2 separate regions of the Homo sapiens genome follow, and region 2 is linked to region 1. Evidence: chromatin loops called from intact Hi-C (ENCODE). Cell type or tissue: heart left ventricle. All regions are shown on one strand. Links, peaks and the distances in the headings refer to the core of each region. The heading gives the core; the rest is flanking DNA.

Evidence for each region. Peaks named below come from ENCODE experiments on the same cell type or tissue, not always from the same donor. Only the 100,000 strongest peaks of a DNase experiment are listed, where the experiment ranks them.
Region 2: it touches region 1 in a loop (2.0-fold over the local background); 13 of 110 quality-filtered maps call a loop at or near these places.

The regions. Positions count from the first base shown.
Region 1 is chr6:168,962,646-168,968,026 of GRCh38, reverse strand. It overlaps LOC105378146 (a long non-coding RNA gene), which reads left to right and starts at 3,645. Exons shown (of 4, transcript NR_136250.1): 1 at 3,645-3,769. LOC105378145 (a long non-coding RNA gene) reads right to left here and starts at 3,651. Exons shown (of 4, transcript XR_943300.3): 1 at 3,560-3,651; 2 at 2,675-2,830. RefSeq lists an enhancer at 4,263-5,381. In heart left ventricle, for the core only: no CTCF peak of the experiment used is centred there; no DNase peak of the experiment used is centred there; H3K27ac peaks cover 208 bases.
Region 2 is chr6:169,485,896-169,491,276 of GRCh38, reverse strand. The region is part of intron 25 of WDR27 (WD repeat domain 27); the gene reads left to right. Among named protein-coding and RNA genes, the nearest start is that of LINC02519, 100 kb to the right of the region's middle. In heart left ventricle, for the core only: a CTCF peak has its summit at 3,277; no DNase peak of the experiment used is centred there; H3K27ac peaks cover 1,049 bases.

The DNA of each region.
Region 1 (5,381 bases), core at 111-5,110:
AATACATACTTGTAATGTTTGATTGTGGAAATAATAAAAAACATTAAAAGAAGAATGAATATACAATAACTATCCTTATCTATGAGAATATTCATGAATGGTGAAAAGAGAAAGGCATTGTTGAACTGATTTAGACAAGAGAAACACTTTGTAGATTATTAGAGAGCCTTGGAAGTTCCAGGGGACAAAACACGGGTCTCTCAATCATGGAAGCAGCAGAAGAGGCCTTTTAAAGAATATTAGACTCTCCAAGGTCAAGGTAAGTTCAGCCAGGCTATTAGCAATGGTGGACATGGTGGGATGGATTAGAATCTGGAAGATTACCAAATGAAACAATAATTTGTTTATGCTGAATATTATCCATGGCACAAAATCAACTTTATGGAAAAAGGAAAAAAGAAAAAGTCAGTGAAATAGAAACTGAAAAACAGAATTTGCACAGTCTTGCTTATTCTCATGGTGTGTGGAATTGAGGGCCTGATACAGCTGAACCTGGCCTCTTTCTGGATCAAACACTCTATGATGAAAATATAATAGACCGGTCCTTCCACTGGGGCCACAGTGGGGAAGTGGAAGGCTTGAGGCTGTCCTCAGTGCAAGCGAGCTCATTCTTATAAAAGTAACAGCATAGCACTGGTTCAACATGACTTTTGGTAAAACCTGATGATAACTTCCTCATTTTACTCCACAGACACAGAAAAGAGCTCACATTCTCTGGAAATCAGATAAACACAAAACAAAACATTAGAGTATTCCAATTCCCTTCTATATACAATGTTTTATACACCATTAAAAATTCAGAGGTGTGCAAAGTGACATGGGGCTCATGAACAAGAGGAAAAAAAAAGGACACTAACAGAATGTTCTTCTGGTTCCAGAATTCGAGCTAGCAAACAGAACTTTGAAGATAATTATTATAAAGATATTCAAGTATTTTTAGGGGGAAAAGGAAAGAACAAGTGAACAGATGAAGAATGAGAACAGAGAAAAGCAAGTTAGAAAAAGGAACCAAATGGAAATTCTAGATCACAAAGTTATAACATCTGAACTCCAAAAAATACATTGGATAGGCCGGACCACAGAATGGAGAATGCTGAAGAAAGATGATTAAATTTGAAAGTCTATCTGTAGAAACTATGTAAATTAAAGCTTAGAAAATAAAGATGAATAAAAACTGAGCTGTGTGCCAGTGTCAAGAGGCCCAACAGGCATGTAATCAGGTCGTCAGGAGAGAGTAGGGAAGAGAAAACCATCTGAAGAAAGAAAAGTGGAAATGTCACAAATCTGATGAAAAGCAACGGACAGGTACAAGACACTGAAGCCCCAAGGGGATAGATGCAAAAAAATCCACACCTATGCACATCATAAACTGTGAATACACTATCTTTCCTCCACTTTCTCCTCCACCTGGGTAAAAGTTATTCTAAATGTTGCATAAATCATTCCTGCTTTTTAAATAACTTTGCTGTATATATGATTTCTGGGTAATTCATTATTCAGTTGGTTTTTGACTAACAAATAAATGTAGATATACTATACACATTCTTCTGGAACTTGTTTTTTACTCATTTGGTTTTTGAGAAACATCTGAGATAAGTACACCTATAGTTCACTAACTTTCCTTCACATTTAATGTTCCATTTTATGACTGCCCCTTTTAACCATGTCATTTGTGATAGTTCCACATTTCTGCTCTTGCTGACATTGCTTTGCACATTTTTGTGTTTCTGGCAACAAGAACAATAATTCTTCTCAGGCAGCATTTTTCAAATTAAGAGTTTGATCCATTAGTGGATCATTAAATACATTTAATAGGTGGTGAAAATATTATTTAATTCAATAAATAAAATTCAGTGGAAGAGAAGGGAAGGGAAGACAGCAGAGAAAAGAGGAGAGGGGAGGAAAAAGAAAACAATAAAAATCAGATTGCATTGCACAAAGTAAGCAAAATTAATGTTTTGTGAAACTTTTATATAACTGTGTTTTGTCTTATGATATTAAATGTTTTCTGTTTTTTATCATTAAAAAAAGGTTGAAAGCTGTGAGTTGAATTTATATACTTTGGAGTGGGATTTCTAGCTTTCAGTAATGCCAATTTAGTTAAATAAACTAATTTGGTTAGATAATGCAAGTGACTTTGCTATGTAATGGTATCAATTTACACCCATAAGAGGTGTGTCTCAGAGCTTGCTTTGTCTAGGTTCTCAACAACTATCTTGTAGTTACAATAATAAAGCACTCTAATAATAACAATAACTATTTTTTACTAACTTCCAGAAATTTTCATGAGTGAGTTCACCTCTTTGGGTCTGTTTCTTCATCTGCAATAAGTAAAGTCTGCAATATGAGAATTTCTAAAGTCCCCGTGTAAAGTGTTTTGATTACAGAACACTTGTAAAAGAATCATATTGTCATTCTCAGGAAACAGCAGATGTGACTACTGGAGAGAAGGGCTATTGTGGTTTCATTGTTGTAACCATCACATAGTAGTCATTCAATTTGCCTGGATTAAATGAATGATTATGTGCTTTCCACTTGGTAAATATTTAACATATAAACATAGTCCTTTCCCTGGCAGTGGGAAAGGTGCCAGCTGAGCTTATCATTATCCTTGATCTGATTCAGTAACAAAGGTTTGTAAAACTTGCCAGTTATACATATGTTGGGTACTTACTGAATGCAGCATAATTCACTAAAATAAGCAACTAGTAGTTTCTTGTGACCATTGAACAATTCAAGTGACTTGAAAAATACCGATTTTCCACCAACTGCCAGATTGCTTAGGATTTCACCATGAAGATTTGGCTTGAATACAGATGAGTGGATAAATCTAGAAACACATTTATGAATGGAAAACAGAAGGATTATGATTGTGAAGCGAGGAGAAGGCTCATCACCTTGCTCCAGTGCCTGGCTAGGCTGTGTTACGCGTGCTGTCCACGATGCAACTGGAGCGGGCAGTGCCTCTCTCCCAAGCATCCTCACCCCCAGAGCTCTGTGTTCCGCAATGATGGGCCCTCTCTTTGTTCTCCACCTTCAAAGTGATTCACTCAGCTATATCCTAAAAGTACAAAGTCACCCAGCTCTGTCTAAAAATGCTTGAGGCTTGAACCGCCTGTTGGAATGCTCACTTTATTTGTGAGAGATCACGTTTATTGAGCATTCTCCTGTGCCATTATAAACCAACCAAGGAATCAAGAAACCATCCGTGAGTGAGGGTCAGAGCCTTGTCAGGAGCCGTTTCTGGAAGATGTGAGGGTGGCAACGTTGCATTTGCCAATGATAGTTTCTGTTCAGATGGCAACTTTGCCTCAGTATAATCCCAAATGACATGTCCAATTTCCCTTTCTCAACTCTTGAGTTTTTCCAGGGAGAAAATGTGGTTTTGCCCTTCTTTTAGAAAATTGATGTTTCTGTGCTTTTGCTTTGCTAGTGCATCTGAAAACATATGGACACTTCTGGCTAAAAAAAGAAAAGAAAGTCTTTTCTGATTCATTTGGCTGAAACATGAATTTTCCAAATTCAGTAAAAAACCCTTTTATGAGACACTTTCATCTACCATAGATTCCATTAGACCACGGAGCAGATCTTCTCCCGGGACACACAGTCATGCTGTCATCACAATTCCCAGTGTTCCGGAATGCTAGACACTTCCTGACCTTTACGTCTGATACATTCTTTGAGAGAACTTCTCCACCGACCCCGTCACCTGGATTGGATCACCGACCTCTCCCAAGAGGGGCCTGGCTTCCTCCTCGCTGGGGAAACGGTAGGGAGCTCCCCTAGGTAAAGCCTCTAGGGAGAGTGGCCAGGAGCCGGGTCAGGAAAGGCTCTGGTGCCCAAAGGGCTGCCCGCAGAGGCTGAGGTCCCTGCAAGTGCACAGGGAGGAGAGGTGAGATCAGATTCCAGCCGAGTCAGGCTTCCATGTCAGACTGCGTGTGTTTATGCAGAGGTGCAACTCAGGAATTACTGAGGAGAAAGTACAGGGCCAATTTAACCTCCTCTGAGAGACCTCTAACCCTGCTCATCACCACTCCTCGCTAAAAAGGGCCCTCTCCAGGGAAGAACCCAGAGGGAGAGCGGGAATTCTCCTCCCCTTGGAGGAAGAGTGCTTCCTCTACCCTTAATGTATCAACTGACAACAATTCAAACAGAAGGAAACTAGGATGTGACAAATAAAGGAAGCCTTTTCATGCTCTATGTCCACTGGCGTCGGGCAAGCCCCGGTGGAAGTCCAAGGAAAAGAGTCTAAGACCCAAACAGATGGTTTGCGCCAAAGTTCTGAAGTGTATCAGACGTGAATAAAGGTATGTTAATTCTAAAAGGAACTAAAATAGAAACATGATGTGGTTTAGACTCAGGTATTAAAAAATGAGCCATCTCAGAAGTGGAGACCAACTGAATATCTTCCTGTATAACTTCTTCTATAACTCTTCCATGCCTCTATGTTTGGTTGACTTTCACCAGTTTTCCCAGTCTCCAATGAACCTGATTCTATAGGCAGTTACTCTGTGTTCTTTTTGATGGGATTCTAAGAAGTGAAGAACAGCATAGGAACCAATTTGCTGTGTAAAATCAGAGAGAGCTCGACTCACTGTGGGTCAGAAACAAAGGGAGACTCTCCATTGAAAACAGGCTCCCTGAAAGCAGACATCAGCTATAAACTGGTTAGGAATTTATTATGAATTTCCTTTGCATTCTGAAGCAGAAGGCTTAAAATTAGGCTCTAAGTCGGAACCCACAGTACCATTTCCCACAGTATGACAAGTTTATATGGGCAACACATATACTTTAGAGTAATTTGATCGTCCCAGGCACTATCTGGAGTGCTTTACACATGTAGCTGCTTAGTCGTGGCCCCTCATGGCCTGGCCCTCTGGGTTGGAATGATGAGTTGCCAGAGGGTGAAGTCACTTTTGGATCATCACGAACACTGAGAGTCGAAAGACAATGCCAGAGGGTGACGTCACTTCCGGTTCATCACGAACACATGGAGAGTCGGAAGATGACCCTGGGCTTGTCTTCACATTTTCCGTGTTGTCACTTGCCGGTCCTTTGGAAGCCGACCCTAGATGTACACTGTCTTGCCGGGACCTTTCTCTTCTCTTCCCCTGTGACCACGCAGGTCTTCGATTCCCTGCCCCCTGCCCGAGGACCTGCCTCCTCCCTGCCCGAGGACCAAGCTTCAGAAGAACTGCACATGGGAGGAAATACCAACCGCTTAACTTCTTCAGAGACAACCTCTAACCCGGCTCACCACCACGCTAGCTAAAAAAGGGCCCTCTCCCAGGGAAGATCCCGGAGGAAGAGTGGGAATTCACCCTCCCCTTGGGGGAGGAGTGCTTTCTCTACCCTTAATTTATGAACTGAGAAAAATCCTA
Region 2 (5,381 bases), core at 311-5,310, 520 kb before region 1:
CACTTAGTCTAATAAAACCTAGAGAGAAATTTGATGCATTATCTTTAAGGAAATAGCCATATTTTCTTTTTGGTCAGCTCCTTCTTGGATAATGGCTGGAGCTGATCTCATTCATTTTCCAGGAAGCTCTTAAATGCCCGTGTTCTTTAGTAACCCTTAGTCACTAACTCTTTAGTATCTTTTCTCTCCTTTTAAGAAAATGATTGGGTTCTGTCTCAGTGAGTGGATTTGCTACTTGGAAAGTACGTAAGTCCACGTTTTTCTGTGCAGCATTGCCTTTGTTTTTTGTGGATGATGAGTGGTGTACGGATGGCTGAAAGTAGGGTGTGGCATTGGGGGTCACTTGGAAGTTCAGGAGTCCAGCTTTGGGCCTGTTATCCTGCAGGGGATGTTTTGGGCAGTTCAAAGTTACGATGCTGCAATCTGGAGATTTCTAGGCCATGAAAGCACTCCATGACTCTTCAGAGATGCAGGCTGAGACACAGAGACCACAGATAATTATAATTATGTGAAGTACACTGTCTTTCATTCTCTGCCTGTTTGAACTGGAGGCTGAGATACTAAGGAAACCCCAGCCAGTAGCTTGTCTTGTTTTCAGCCCCACATCTTTAAAGAATGTGAATTGTTCATTTCTCTTGTGCTGATAGAACAGATATTGAGAGAGTAGTAGAGTCCAGCAACCTTGCTTCACTGGCAAAGCATTTAGCCCCCACCCGCAACTGATATCGGACCTTGGCAGGTTTGTGGGTCCTTCCCTTTCAGACAGATAAGTACATGCAGGCTCTGCAGCCAGCTGCAGTGGAAAGTCCACAGAAGCAGCACGTGCACTCCTTCTGCGCACACACCTGGCTCCCTGATGATTTGATGTTGTACTTGCATTGTTACAAGAATAGTTTGTCATGTACAATCCCAAACCTTCTTAGAAACACACTGGCACAGTGTTCAAATTCCACATGGGGTCTGTCTCCTCCACACGTGAGAAGCAGCCAAGTCCTGCTGGCTGACTGCAGTGACGGCTTTGCTGTCTACACAGGCTCAGCACAGAGGTTAAACCTATTCTAGTAAAAAGTGCAGGGGGCAGAACATGATTACTTGAATCTAGTTCTTGCCAGGACACCTGGCTTAAACCTTTGTGCTGAAGAAATATGCCGTGGACCCTTTAGTGGTGACAAGTGTTTTCTGACCTGTTTAGGGCATCCTGAAAGCCTACGGGTCCATGTCCTGTTCAGGAGCGACCCCTGTGGGAGGGCCTTTCCCCAGGCCAACTTCTTTGTCTCCAACCCAGTGTGAATGCCCTGCACACCCAGGGCAGAGAAGTTGCTTAGAATGTAGTTTGTGAAGTTGAGTTACTGGAACAGCTCACAGGGAGGAAGCCAGAAAGACTACCACAAAGCACTTCCACATGTTGGGACTCAGGAACTTTAAACACAGTGGAAATATTTATCCTGGATTAGAGACATTTGAGAAATCATGAAATTATAGAATTGAAGTCTTTGGAGAGCTGAGCCTTGGCCACACATTGCAACCATCTGGAGGGATTTCAGAAATACGGTGCCCAGGCCCATCCTGGAAACGCTGAGTGAATTGATCTGGAGCGGGATCTGACCAATAGCCAGTCATTCCTCACGAGGTCTGAGTAAATCAAGACAACTCCTTAAACTGAGGCATGCAATGTCCTGATCAGGTGGTAGAAGTGCCTTTTCACAGAGACGTGCAATGCTATGTCATGGGACTTTCTTTCTCCGAAATCTGTAGATCACAGCGGGCGACGGCCTTGACTGCCCAGTGCAGAAGTGTGACCTTCGTTCTCCGAAATCTGTAGATCACAGCGGGCGATGGGCGTGGCTGCCCAGTGCAGAAGTAGGAGACGGTCATGTGCCCTTCCACTGCTGTCTGCCATAGTCTCACAGAGCTGGCATTTTCTAATACAAACTGTCTTAGGCTTTTAATCCACACTAAATCTTGGCAATCACTGCCTCTGTCAAAGAAAAGTACTTGCTTGAGACACTGTTAAGAGTCTCGTCTTACAGCCTGTGTGCACGTTGAGGCATCTGTGCAGGTGCCATGCACAGGAGGTGCTCAGCGGGAAGTTGGAGCACCTGGGTTCTCATCTGCCTCTGCTCCTGGCTGCTCCTTGACTTTGCACGAATGAACGGAACATCTCTGCATCTGCACCAGGGTCGGGAAGTAAAAGCACCAAACTAGATGTCTCTGAGATCACCCTCATCTCTGAAATCATGTGGCCTAACTAAATGATTATGTATCAACAGAAATCAACATTGGAATTTACAAAGGATTTGATTAAGAGAAATGCAAAAAAAAAAAAAAAAGGGGGCATCAAATGTGCCATTTGACGCCCACCCACACTGGAGTGAGTTTACATTAATGTGACCTATACGTGGTGTGCATCAGTTCACACTCCAAAAGACGATTATGCTGCCATCCCCACCGAGGTACAGAGGGTGCAGGCAGTTCACTTGAGCTCCGTGACTGGGAGCTCTGGCTTGCGAGTCTGTGTTGCTCCCACCTCAGTCACAGTGCTGTCTGTGTCCCCTTGTTACATTTGCTCCCTGCTAGCCTTTAAGTTTGTTTTTCACAAAGTTAGGAAAAGGGAAAATGGTTGGGGAGTTCTCCTTTATCTGCAAAACAAACAGAATGCAGAAGTATTACAGGACAAGGGGGTTTCAGTAATGGATTGCAAAGGTCAAAACCAGCATCCACTGTGCATATGAAGACACGTAACTGGAGTTGGCTGTAGCCAGGTGCTTCTGACACTGCTCATTTTCTCCTTTCTTTGCTGCTCATTATCATGCTAGAAGAACTTGGATAAGACATGATCTTAAAATTCTACTTGAGGCAACATTTGAAAGTCTTCTCATTTCTAGATTTCTGCTTTTGATGGATGAGGCTGAATAGTAATTTCCTTTGTGAGACGATTTCAGACCTTTTGCCTCTTCCACCATGGAGATCTGCAAAGCACACAAACAGGCAGATCCTGGCTGCCTCTCCAGCAACAGCGGCAACCACGCTAGAGACGCTGCTCTAAGCTGGTGGTGCAGCCCCAATGCATGAGTGTTTCAATTAGGCAGGCTTCCAGGCCCATCAAGTAAATGCTGTGGATTTCTCTCTTTATTGCAACTACATGTTGGTTTCTGTGCCTTTATGCCATGTTAATAAATGGGGAAATCTCTAAGGAATTATGGAAAGTGCACTTCCCCATTGTCCATCATTTCATATGCCAGGTTTCTGTGATTTTCTCATGACCCCCAGCTGGGGGAGTCAGAGACTGGAATTTTCAGAGGGGAATAGAGAGAGTGCTGTGTCTGTGGGAGTAAAAGGGCTCAGCTGTTAGGATAATTTTCAATCAGAGTTTCAAGCAAATTAGACTAAACATGCTTCTTTTATGGCATTTTTCATCAACTGTCCTTAAAACTCCAAACTATTAACCATGACTGAAGTAGAGATTTTCTCATACTCATTGATCAGAGTAAATGTGATGATTTTGCTAATTTTCTGCAAGGATGTTCTGAGTTTGGTGATTCATTTACATTTAGAAAATACAAGTCAAAGGATGGCTTGTAGATGACTACAGTGCCATATTTTTAAAAAGTCTTATCTTGGCCATATTCGTGCAGGCAAAATAATACATTGGAAAGTTTTGGATTTTTATTAGAGGGAGGCTCATGGCTCACTTTGGGTTATATGCCAATATCTTCCCCACTGTAACCTCAAGCATGAGGTTTGCGACCCCTTTCAAGCGCCTCGACTCTGTAATCCAGGGAGCAGCGAGGCCCACAGTGTCTGAATAGCCCTCACGTGTGAAGCCAGGGTGAGCACGCACCTTCTGTTTCCTGACACTCCTCCTCTTTGCAAACGGCCTTCTCCCCAGCTTCTTTGAGGAGGCACATGGAGCTAGCAGGTAGATTCTGGTGCTATTAATGACATTGTTCTACATTCAGATCAAAGTGGAGGAGACATATTTCTGGCATGTTCCTAGTTGTCACAGAAGAGGTCGATGTTCACATTATAAAAAATAATGGTATTCGCTGTATGTCAAGTATTGCTACAATTATTTATATTAACTGATTCAGTCCTCACATGAACCCTCCGAAGAGGATGCTGTTATTGGCCCCATTTCATAGATAAAGGAGCTGAGGTGGGTGAGACTCCGTAACTTTCCTTAGATGACATGGCTGGTGAATGGCACTGCCAGGATTCAAATCCAGGCTGCTGGACCCAGTCCGGTCTGCTCAGAATTGCTGTGCTGCCCTCCAGTACCCATGGGCACCAGGACTTGCTTAGGGAATAATGAAAGCATGAAGGTTCTCAAGAATTTGGATTGTAGAGAAAAGTCACTATTTTTAGAGTTAGATGTGATTTACTCCTCCTTTTGCAAACTTGGAAGATGGCTGTCAATGAATAAAGAAACTGGTCTCAGTGCCTGTGAAAACATCGAGGAAAAGGACAGCTTTAAAAACTTGCCTTCTGGCCAGGAGCAGTGGCTTATGCCTGTAATCCCAGCACTTTGGGGGGCTGAGGCGGGTGGATCATGAGGTCAGGAGTTCGAGACCAGCCTAACTAACATGGCGAAATCCCGTCTCTACTAAAAATATGAAAATTAGCTGGGCGTGGTGGCATTTGCCCATAATCCCAGCTACTCAGGAGGCTGAGGCAGGAGAATTGCTTGGACCCGGGAGGTGGAGGTTGCAGTGAGCCGAGATCGCGCCACTGCACTCCAGCCTGGGTGACAGAGTGAGACTCTGTCTCAAAAAATGAAATGAAATGAAATGAAATATAAATAACCCTGCCTCCTGGTGGAGGAAACAAAGGCTGCCGGAGCCTGCAAGGCTGGGTAACCACAGGAGGGTGGTGGACAGGGACATTCACAGCCTGTGCTGCAGTTAGGGTGGGACCCACATGATAGTACACTGGGTATATACTTAATAATGGCTTTGCTGGGTCAAATGGTAGCTCTCTTTTAAGTCCTTTGAGAAATCTCCAGACTGCTTTCCACAGTGGCTAAACTAATTTATATTCCCACCAAGAATGTATGAGTGTTCCCTTTCTCCATAGCCTCACCAGTATCTGTTGTGTTTTGGTATTTTTCTTACAAAAAAAAAAAACCTTTTTAAGTTCAGGGGTACATGTGCAGATTTATTATATAGGTATATCATATCAAGGGGATTTGTTGTGCAGGTTATTTTGTCATCCAGGTACTAGGCCTGTCACCCAATAGCTACTTTTTTCTGATCCTCTCCTTGCTCTCCACCTCCACCCTCAATACGCCCCAGTGTCTCTTGTTTCCCTCCATGTGTCCATGTGTTCATCTGGCTCCCACTTGTGAAAACGTGCAGTATTTGGTTTTCTATTCCTGAGTTAGT